Linked DNA regions of Mus musculus: region 2 is linked to region 1. The links are chromatin loops, found by intact Hi-C in ENCODE. Cell type or tissue: left cerebral cortex. All regions are shown on one strand. Region 1 has its middle 58 kb from the start of Cacng4. Region 2 holds the start of Gm11650 (predicted gene 11650).

Evidence for each region. Peaks named below come from ENCODE experiments on the same cell type or tissue, not always from the same donor. Only the 100,000 strongest peaks of a DNase experiment are listed, where the experiment ranks them.
Region 2: a loop joins it to region 1, with 4 times the contacts of the local background. A loop is called at or near these places in 4 of 42 quality-filtered maps.

Annotation. Positions count from the first base shown.
Region 1 is chr11:107,850,333-107,855,332 of GRCm38, reverse strand. No RefSeq gene overlaps it. Among named protein-coding and RNA genes, the nearest start is that of Cacng4, 58 kb to the right of the region's middle. In left cerebral cortex, a CTCF peak has its summit at 2,043 (motif pointing right); a DNase peak (open chromatin) is centred at 2,015.
Region 2 is chr11:107,789,378-107,794,377 of GRCm38, reverse strand. It overlaps Cacng4 (calcium channel, voltage-dependent, gamma subunit 4), which reads left to right. Exons shown (of 4, transcript NM_019431.4): 1 at 1-133. Gm11650 (predicted gene 11650) reads right to left here and starts at 506. Exons shown (of 2, transcript NR_165828.1): 1 at 413-506. In left cerebral cortex, no CTCF peak of the experiment used is centred here; DNase peaks (open chromatin) are centred at 52, 452 and 2,050; H3K4me3 peaks cover 1,421 bases.

The sequences.
Region 1 (5,000 bases):
GAAATGTAGTCTAGAACAGGACTTTCCTGCCTTCCCTGGGGGCCTCCCCTCTCAGAGACAGGGGGACTCACTTATTGGCAACCTGGATAATGAGATTCCCACCTCTCCTCTGGCCCTGTCTGCTCCTCTGTCTGCCAAAGCCCTCCCTTGGAAGCACAAGACTCTGGAGGAATGGCAGCCTTGACCCTTCCCCCAAGAGGAAAGGAGGCCAGACCAGGTGAGAATTGCTTCCCAGACTTGAAAGGTGTCAACCTCATTCCCACAATGCCCTCGTTCTAAGGACTGTGCATTTATCAGGCACTGTCTGAGATCCACAGGACCCACAGGGAAGTGCTCTCAGCTTTGGAGGGCTGAAGTCCATCTGTGGTTTGCTCACAATGGCATCTGCAAGGTCTCCAAGCACAGTCACCTATACAGACGTCCCTCAGCACTCTTGCAGGTGGCTTCTAGAAGCTTTTCAGGCACCCAGATCAAGGGTGTACCGTCTCCTACGTGAAGTGGCACAGTACCGGCAAACAACCCAGGCACAGCCTCCTCTAAACTTGAAAGCACGTCCTACAAGTCAGACAATGGGAGGAGATAGACGGCTGAACCACCTAGACAACAATCACAAGGAAAAGTGTGTATTCATTGCAAATGAGTTCTCCGAACTTTTTCTTCCTCCTCTTCTTCCTCTTCCTCCTCCTCCTCTTCCTCTTCTTCCTCCTCCTGCTCCTGCCCCTTCAGTCCCTCCTCCTTCTGCTTCTCACCCTCCTGCTCCCACTCTTCCTCCTCCTTCCACTCTTCATCCTCTTCCTCCCCCTCTTCCTCCTCCTCCTTCACCTCTCTTTGTCTTTGTTTTCTAAAAAGACCCAGGCTTGTCTGCCATACTCAGAAAAACAACAGAGGGGGGGGGGGCATTCAGGATACAAAGGCAGGGGTATCTCTGTGAGTTTGAGGCCAACCTGGTCTACATAGTGAGTTTTAGACCAAGGAGGACTTTTTAGTGAGACCCTGGTTTTGGTTTTGGTTTTAAGCCATAACAGTACCTATCATTGTGTACGCTAACTTAAACTTTTCAGCAACAATGACAAAAGCCTTGGTATGCAGCCCAAGTTGGCTTCAGACTCATGATCCTCTTGCCTCTGACTCCCGAGTGCTGAGATTGGCTTTTTATCAAGTATACTCTGCCTGTGGCTGTAGAATCTAGACAGCCCGATGTATATGCCTGAGATAAAGTATTTACTCTGTAAGCAAGGATGCTTTTCCACCTGGACTCTGGACCCCTGACAATCAGTTGATGTTCATCCACCATCTGCGGCCACACACACACACACACCAAAGAGCCCCTGCTTTAGAGCAGCCATAAACCTGCTCCTGGGGTCTGGGAACAGGGTTCCTCAACCTCTACAGCTAGGGAATGTGATGGTTAATCTTGATGGCCCACCATGGAAGTAAATCTCTGGGCATCCCTAGGGGATAATATTTGTTGGGAATGGGAAGGCCCTGCTCATGGGTAGTACCGCTCTATGGGCTAGGGTCCTGGACTGAATGTAAAGAAGAAAGCGAGCAGAAGACACCATTCATTGCTCTCTGACTTGTGAGAATGGCTGCAATGTGACCAGCTGCCTCTTGTGTCTGCTGCTACACTGTGTGGTGCCTGTATCCCCAAGAACTGTAAGCCAAGAGAAAGCCTTTCTTCCTGTGTTGTTGGCCAGGGTTCTCTAAAGGATCAGAATTGATAGAATGAATATGTATGTATTGAAGAGAGATTTACTAATTTAGCTCTCACAATATGGTCCAGGTACTAGAACAACAGCTGTCTTCCAACGGCAAGGCAGAGAACCTGAGCCCAGCTCTCTAGGCTGGATATCTCAGCAGTTCCAATCTGGTGTTAGTCCTGAAAGATTTCTGGAGAGCTGCCAGTCTTCAGCCTATGCTGGAAACCTGAAGAAGTTTGTTATGTAACAGCAAAGGAAGGCAGCAGTTACAGAGTAGGTGAATTTGCAAGCTAGAGTGAGGGCCAGGAGGCCCAAAGCAGTTTCCTTCTTCCATGTTCTATTATTTGGGCTGCCACCAGAGGGTGCCACCCACACTTAGAGTTTGTTTCCCTGCTTCAAATATTCTAATGAAGAAAGTCTCTCACAGAACTGCCCAGTGGTTTGCATTTTAGTTGATTTCCAGACCAGCCAAGTTGACAACCAAGATTAGCCATCACACTCCCTTATTTCTGTCCGGTATTTTGTCACAGCAGAGGGACAAGTAACAGACACAAGGTGTGTCTTGTGAACTAATTGTAAGAGCTAGAGAGATGGCTTTGGGGTTAAGAGCACATATTGCTCTTGCAGAGAACTCAGGTTTAATTCCCAGCACCCACATGGATGGCTCATGACATCTGCGACTACAGTTTCAGGGGATCTGTATGTGCATACATGCAGGCAAAGCACTCAAGAACATGGAAGTAAATCTTGAAAAATTAAAACTGAAGCTAGGCAGTAGTATGACTCTCTGAGTTCGAGGTCAGCCTGGTCTAAGGAGGGAGTTCCAAGATAGCCAAGGGTACACCTGTCTCTAAAAGAAAAAAAAAAGAAGATAAACAAAAATAAAAACAAACAAATAAATAAAATTGAGCTAAGAGTGACAGCTCCTGGGCTTCAGCTTAAGCCACACTTGGACCTAAGAAGCCTCCGAGCTGAGGTCAGGTGTCCAGCCCCCTACACACACACACACACACACACATACACACAACACATACACACATACACACACACACACACCACATACACACATACACACACACACATACACACATACACACACACACATACACACACACACATACACCCATACACACACACACCCATACACACACACATACACCCATACACCCATACACACACACACACCCATACACACACACACACACACACACACACACACACACACACCTGCCCTTACTAACCACTTAATCAAGGTGCAGGAGCCTCATGTCCAGTAGGGGACAGATAAACAGTGTGTCTGCATAGACATCGGAGAACATTGTCTTATAAAAAAAAAAATACAAGGAATTTTCCAGTTAGAGAATTCAGGAGGGATTCCAACTCTTTGTCCTCTCATTGTTCCCAAATCACTGAGTCCTATTTTGCATAATGATGTCTAATTGCATTACGGAGCATGTTGAACATGCATAGTGGGCCAGCAGCTTACACACGCAGGATGGGAATTTTGCACTTATTAGATACGTTCAGTTCTTTTCAGAGTCAATCTTAGTAAACTGCCCATTCTCCTGGGGGTTTGGCGTTTAGATTTTGACTTCTAAGAAAGGGCTAACAGCCCTTCCAGGGAGGAGAGGGAGACCCCAGTCATACCACCAGTATGCCCCAGTAGAAGGAGGCCTCACCAAGGGGGTGAGTATAGAGTTGCTTACTTGCTAGCTTGTTTGCTTGCCTGCCTGCCTGCTTGCTTGCTTTCTAGCTTTCTTGGTTTCTTGCTTTCTTTTCTTCTAACCCCAATACAGCTCCCAAGTATTCCTAGGCCAGCTCCCATCCAGGTCCAATCGTGCTTAGCTTCCGAGATCAGATGTGTCAGATGTGTGGCCAGGTCAGAAGTAAAGAGTTTATCTAACATGAAGCAGGGAGCCGTGCAAATGCTAGAATTGAGGTCACTAGTGTCTGGGGGGGGGGGCACTGGAAAATGGTCAGACCTACAGAAGAGGGAGGGGCGGTTAGGCCTTTAAAGGCGAACTGCCTGCAGTCATTGCTTCATCTTGTCACAACTTGGTGAATGTGTAAGTCTGGACCAAAGCGAGGGACATTCTAGGCCAGAGAAGCCGTGCGAGGATGGATTAAATGGGTCAGAGGCTTGGGAAGTCCCCAAGTCGAAGAGGAAGAACAGGGAACCAATGTGTTAGCGCAAATCCTTTCCTCTTTAAAAGAGCCAGCAACTGCTCCTTGTAACACACGAAGAGTGGAGGGTAAACTGAGGCTACGAGCCCAGAGGTGAAGCAGGTGCCAGACCACAGGTCAGGGTAACTGAATTCTAAGAGTGTTCGAGCCACATCCTCTGGGAGCACATGGCTCCGAATATTTCCAAATAGCTACCCCTGAAGGCTGGCAGCCTTCACTCCATCTTGTCATATGCAGGGTAAGGTGGCCACAAAGTGAGGGACCCTCTAGGCCAGGGAGGCGTGGCTAGGATAGACCTGTGAGTGCTCATGGGGCTAACACACACAAAAGTTTATCCCAGAGCCTGGAGGTACCTGAATAGAGACGCCACCAGAAGTCACACCTCAAGAGCTTCACTTCAGCCAGCCGCCAGAACAGAGACGCGGGAGCATCCTTCCAGGCTGCCCACCATGGACTTGCTGCTCACAAAGAGAGCCCTTGTCGGGAATGCCACGGAGAGATGCTTCAGCTAGTACGGGGCTTGACATGCAAACATCCAGAACTTACAGGCGTGGTGGTATACACCTGTAATTCTAGCACTAGGGGGGCAGAGGCAGGAGGATTTCCGGGAGCTTGCTGGCCAGTCAGCCTAACACACTTAGTAAACAAACAAGACCATGCATGTTATTTGAGGAGCCACAGTTAATGTCTTTGTCCACCCCACCCACCACCTCTCTCTCTCTCTCTCACATACACACACACACACACACACACACACACACACACACACATACACACAGGTGGTAGGAGAGAGAGAGAGAGAAGAGTATGCCACTGGCAGGGAACAGTGACAGCTGTGGCTGGTCTACCCTGGTGGCAGTCAGGTCTCTAAGTCCAGCTGACCGCGATTCCAGTCACTTCCCTCCACTCCCACAGTGTATTCTTCAACAGCTCCAACAAAACACAAGCAGATAAATCCCTTTCTTTGTCTCAGGCTCCATTTCCTGCATCTGTCACTTAGAACCAAAAGAACTCTGACTCAAATCCACTCGCCTGAGTGGCACACTCCCCTGGGCATCTCCAGGCCTCGCACATGACTGAACCTTCCAAGAAAGGACACACAGTGAGGTGCTGTGG
Region 2 (5,000 bases), 61 kb after region 1:
ACCGACTACTGGCTGTACTCCAGCGCGCACATCTGCAACGGCACCAACCTGACCATGGACGACGGGCCCCCGCCCCGCCGCGCTCGCGGCGACCTCACCCATTCGGGACTGTGGCGGGTGTGTTGCATCGAAGGTAGGACCCCTACCCCCAACGCACACACATAACACGCACACATGCACACGCACACATTGCCCCGGGGAGTGGGCCGGGGGAGGGGTGGGCGCGGCGCTGGCTCCACGCGAGACACAAAGAACCTAAAGCTGGGAGGGTGGGTTCCCGAGTGGACACGGGCGCAGCAGCCTCGGGTCCCTCTAGGCTGGGGACCTCCCCAACACACCGATCCCACAAACTCTCGGCTCGCACGCGCACACCCCCTCGCGCACAGACACAATGAAACACACAGAAACTCACGCACGCGCGCGCAACCCGAGAGCGGAGCGATCCCCAGGGGCCTCGCCGGCGCCCCTGGGGGAGGTGGAGGCTGGCGTGGGGGCGGGAGGAGTCTAGGGTTGGGGGGAAAGCGGACGCGGGAGGAGGGGGAGGGGTTGCTTGGCAACCGGTGTCTGTGCGATTGCTATGGGAACTGGCCATCCTGGGGCGGGGCCGGCCGGGGGCGGGGAGCCCCGGGGCAGCTAGGCGCTCACTCCAAGCCCCCAACTGAGAGGGTAAGGGCGGGGTACAGGTTGGGCCCCAAGCGGTTCTGGGGGAGCCAGGTAGCTCCAGCCGGCCGGCCTTCTCTTGATCCCTGACACCACAGACTCACTCCTCTCTGCGCGATGGGTACAAGAGGGGAACCGCGCCGCGTCTCCCGTAACTGAGGCAGCAAGCCCTGGGTCACTGCCCCTCAGCACGAAGTCGGCAAGAGACCTCCGTAGGAACCAAACTGGGGAGAGGAGAGTCAACAGCGGACCAAGAGTGGGCTGGGAGGGGCGTGGTCGCTGTTAGGGCAGGGCGGGGCTCTGTGACCCCCCTAGTATACAGAGACTTGAGAGGTGTGCTTCGGTTGAAATGCATCTAGAGATAGGGATTGAGTCCCTTGGACTGTGGGGACAGCTTCTAGGAGCGCGAGGCAGAAACCTCCGACGCCGGAAATGCATTAGGCTTCTTAGCCCTCCTGGCGCCCTCATGCCCAACGGAAACTCGAACTAACAGGTGTCTACGGAGGGGCGGTCTGGTTCTGCCAGGTTGTAGTCAGATCGGCTGGTTGGTCTCTGACACTGGGGACAGATCAGGGGAACTGGCGATCATTGCTTTAATTTCTCAAAAATCCTTGCGTAGTGTTTCGACTTTCTTTCCGTCACCATTTCTCGTGTGCACTCCGCCCCTGGGAAATTGAGGAAATTCTTCCCTCCTCTCCTCCCTTCAGCTACTTAAGTGTGGTGGGATGCCACAGGAGGGCCAGCTCTTAGAAAGATAGCCCTTCCTGGACGCGTTTTGAATCATATGAAAGGAGGCATTGTGAGGTTTGACTTAGTGATACCCCCCCCCCCACTGTCCCCGCCAGACCCTGGGCTCCTGTCCATCTCTGTCCTCCAATTCCGAGTCCAGATCAGGACTGCTTCTGCACTTTGGAGTTTTATGCTAGCTCTGAGCGGTTTGTAGATGACAGAGTTGTGAGATCAATAGTTAAGGGGGAAAGAACGCCTCACAAAGGAAGTGGTGGGCCCACGATGACACCCCCCTTTTCTTCTGAAAAAAAAACATAATTTTTGGGCATGCAGTTGCTCAGATCGTGAACACCTACACTTCTCATCTGGAGAATGTACCCACGTCACTACCTGCCACCGCACCTGAGTTAGAGAGCAAGGGCTGCAGAGCTGTGTGAGTTCTGCCTCACAGGCTCCACTGGATGCCACCTCCCACCCCCATCCCAAGAAACCCACGGAGCTTGGACCTTCCCGTTTCCCAAGGGAAACTTGAGCGCAGGCAAGCCTGGCCTGCATGGTGACTCCAATGCCTTCTTTATTAATCCCTCATCCTAATTAGGATTGATGCTGCACTTAGCATCTTGCCAGCTGCCTCGAGCCGTTTGAACTCACTGTTCATCAAGAGAGCCCCGGGCTGATCAGGGCAGCTGGCTCGCCTGGCAGAGGGAGCCATCTGGGGGACTTCACGGAAAGAACTGGGCTGCCTCTGTTATTCCCCAAAGCTTGGGGGGTTCTGAGGAATGAGCAGGCTGTACCTACTGGGTGTACCAGGACCAGAGCATCCCCCCGAGACTCAAGGCTGTGAGAGTTGGTTCAAGATTCTTTGTCCAATGCTCAGATCCATAACTGGGCGGGAACTGCCAGCTTTTCTCATAACACAGCAAGGAGGCAGACAGCTCCCAGAGCCACTGATGCCCCCTGTGACGCAGGCCAGCACGTGGCCAGGGACTGAGACCAGGACAGAACAGTTAGCCTCTGGCCACTCCCTAGGGACACCAAGAAGTGTTTTGGAGGGTTACTGCTACTTTATTGGCTTTTGTGGGTAAAATGAACTATTTCTTCCTGTTTTCTAGAACCCCCCACAAACACATAAGCATGACATCTGCACCCCACACACACATGACATCTGCACCTCCACACACATGTCATCTGCACCCCCCACATACATGACATCTGCACCCCCCACATGCATGACATCTGCACCTCACACACATGACATCTGCACCTCCACACACATGTCATCTGCACCCCCACATACATGACATCTGCACCCCCCACATGCATGACATCTGCACCTCCACACACATGACATCTGCACCTCCACACACACATGACATCTGCACCCCCAACATACATGACATCTGCACCCCCAACATACATGACATCTGCACCCCCCACATACATGACATCTGCACCTCCACACACATGACATCTGCACCTCCACACACACATGACATCTGCACCTCCATACACACACATGGCATCTGCATCTCCACACACATGACATCTGCACCCCCCACATCACATCTGCATCTACACACACACACACACACACACACACACACACACACACACGGCATCTGCACCACATACACACATGGCATCTGCACCACACACACACACACATGACATCTGCACCTCCACACACACATGACAGCTGCACCCCACACACATCTGTACACACACACATGACATCTGCATACACACATGACATCTGCACACACACATGACACTGGCACCCCCCCACACACACATGACATCTGCACACACACATGACACTTGCACCACACACACACACAAGCATGACATCTAAATTAAGAGGAGGAGTGGAAAAGAGGAAACATTTGGCTAAACCAGACTACTGCAGCACGCTGTGTATAAGTGTCTCAAGTGCAGCTCAGGGAGTCGGATGGGTTAGCTGGTAGCTCACAAACAGCCAACTCCATTTCCTGAATGTTTCCTGTGCCTTTTAGACCTGGAGGGCCCAGCCCTCTCCCCTAAGGTGTCCACAGAGACACCTGACAGGGACAGCTGCTGTACCCAGCTTCAGCAGAGCTGACCTTGCCCCAGCTCCCCTCCACCCACCTGGCTCTCCCCTGGACAAATGTCAGAAGTCTCAGGTGCACAGTGCTCTCCAGCAAGTTCACACCGCTCTTCAAGGTACTGCCCTCACCCTCATGGGCAGGCAAGAGAGGACAGTTCTGGGACCTGCCCAGAGACACCCAGACAGGAAGCAACCAGCTAGGTTTGAACCTCTTTATCGCTACAGAGCTCTTCCCGCCATGTTACCCTGCCCTTTCCCCAGCAGCTTCTGGGTTGCCATTAAAAAATAGAGAGCCATGTATTTGGCTACTCAGGAGACCCCAGGTTGGGGGGTTGGCAGGAAAGCATTTTAATCGAGGATGTACAACCGGTGCACAGATTGCATAACACACTCTTCTCCCTCGTTGTGTGTGTCTCTCTGTCTCTCTACTTCTGACTCCATTGCTCTTTTTCCATTGTGTCCTGGACTAGCTTGTCCCTACCAGTCACAATTCCGCCCTCCCCCTCCTACCTTCAACCCATTATGCATCTCTTTGTCTATCTCTGGACAAGGCCAGGGATGAAGGGGAAATAAAATCATTTCTGTCTCAGGTATCATCGATGAATGTTTGTTTAATTTCTTTTCATTTTGTAATGTGGAAGGTATAGATCGTGTCCTGCTCGGACATCAAGAGATGGAAGTACCATTTGGACATGGAGAGAAAAGCAGACCCTAGGCACAGAAGCAGGAGTGTAGGACCATCTGCCAAGGCTCCACACCCACCATGAACCACAAAACACACACGGTCTCCTAAGGTTCAGACCTCTAAGAGACCCCATGCTACAAGGTTGAGCCTGAACAACACTCTTCCCTCCCTTGCCCCTCTACCATGTCACCCATAGATGAAGCCGCCTCCGGCACGCTCACGACTGTCAGAACCTTAACAAGACAGCCTTGACACCGGCCGGCGTTGTCTCTGATGCTTCTTTTGTGCCAGCTGGGCACTGATAGGAGACGATACAAAGGCCTTTATCCTAGTCACTCTCACCTTCCTCCGCTGGCCAGAATCTTTGTCACTAGTGTCCCCAATCTTCATTCCCACAGTCACCCACAGATTAAAAATACCTGTTTCTCAGCCCTGTGGCCCGCGTGTGAGGAGGGAGCAGCTAACTAGGGTGTCTGCTCCAGAGGCTCCAGCTGTCCTAAGCCCTATCCTAAGCCCATAGGTGGGAGGGGTGTGTATTCTACATATGCTTCATGATTGGTGAGATCAGACGTGGGTCTTCACACCACACTCCGGGATGAGCCAGACCGCTCAGAGAGTCTGGGTATACAGGATAGCTTTTCTTGGCAGCTGCAAGGCCCTGGATTGTGCTGGGACCATTGCCTCTTATATTCGTTTTGCTTTCTCTTGCACTAACCTAGAGACTGCCCATCCAGTCTTAGCCCATCTACTACTAAGGTGGGTAGTAGTAACCAGAGCAAGCCCTCCATCCCTACTGCTTTGAGGTGCCACCTTCTGGTCCCATGTCCCCTCGGTGTTGATAAT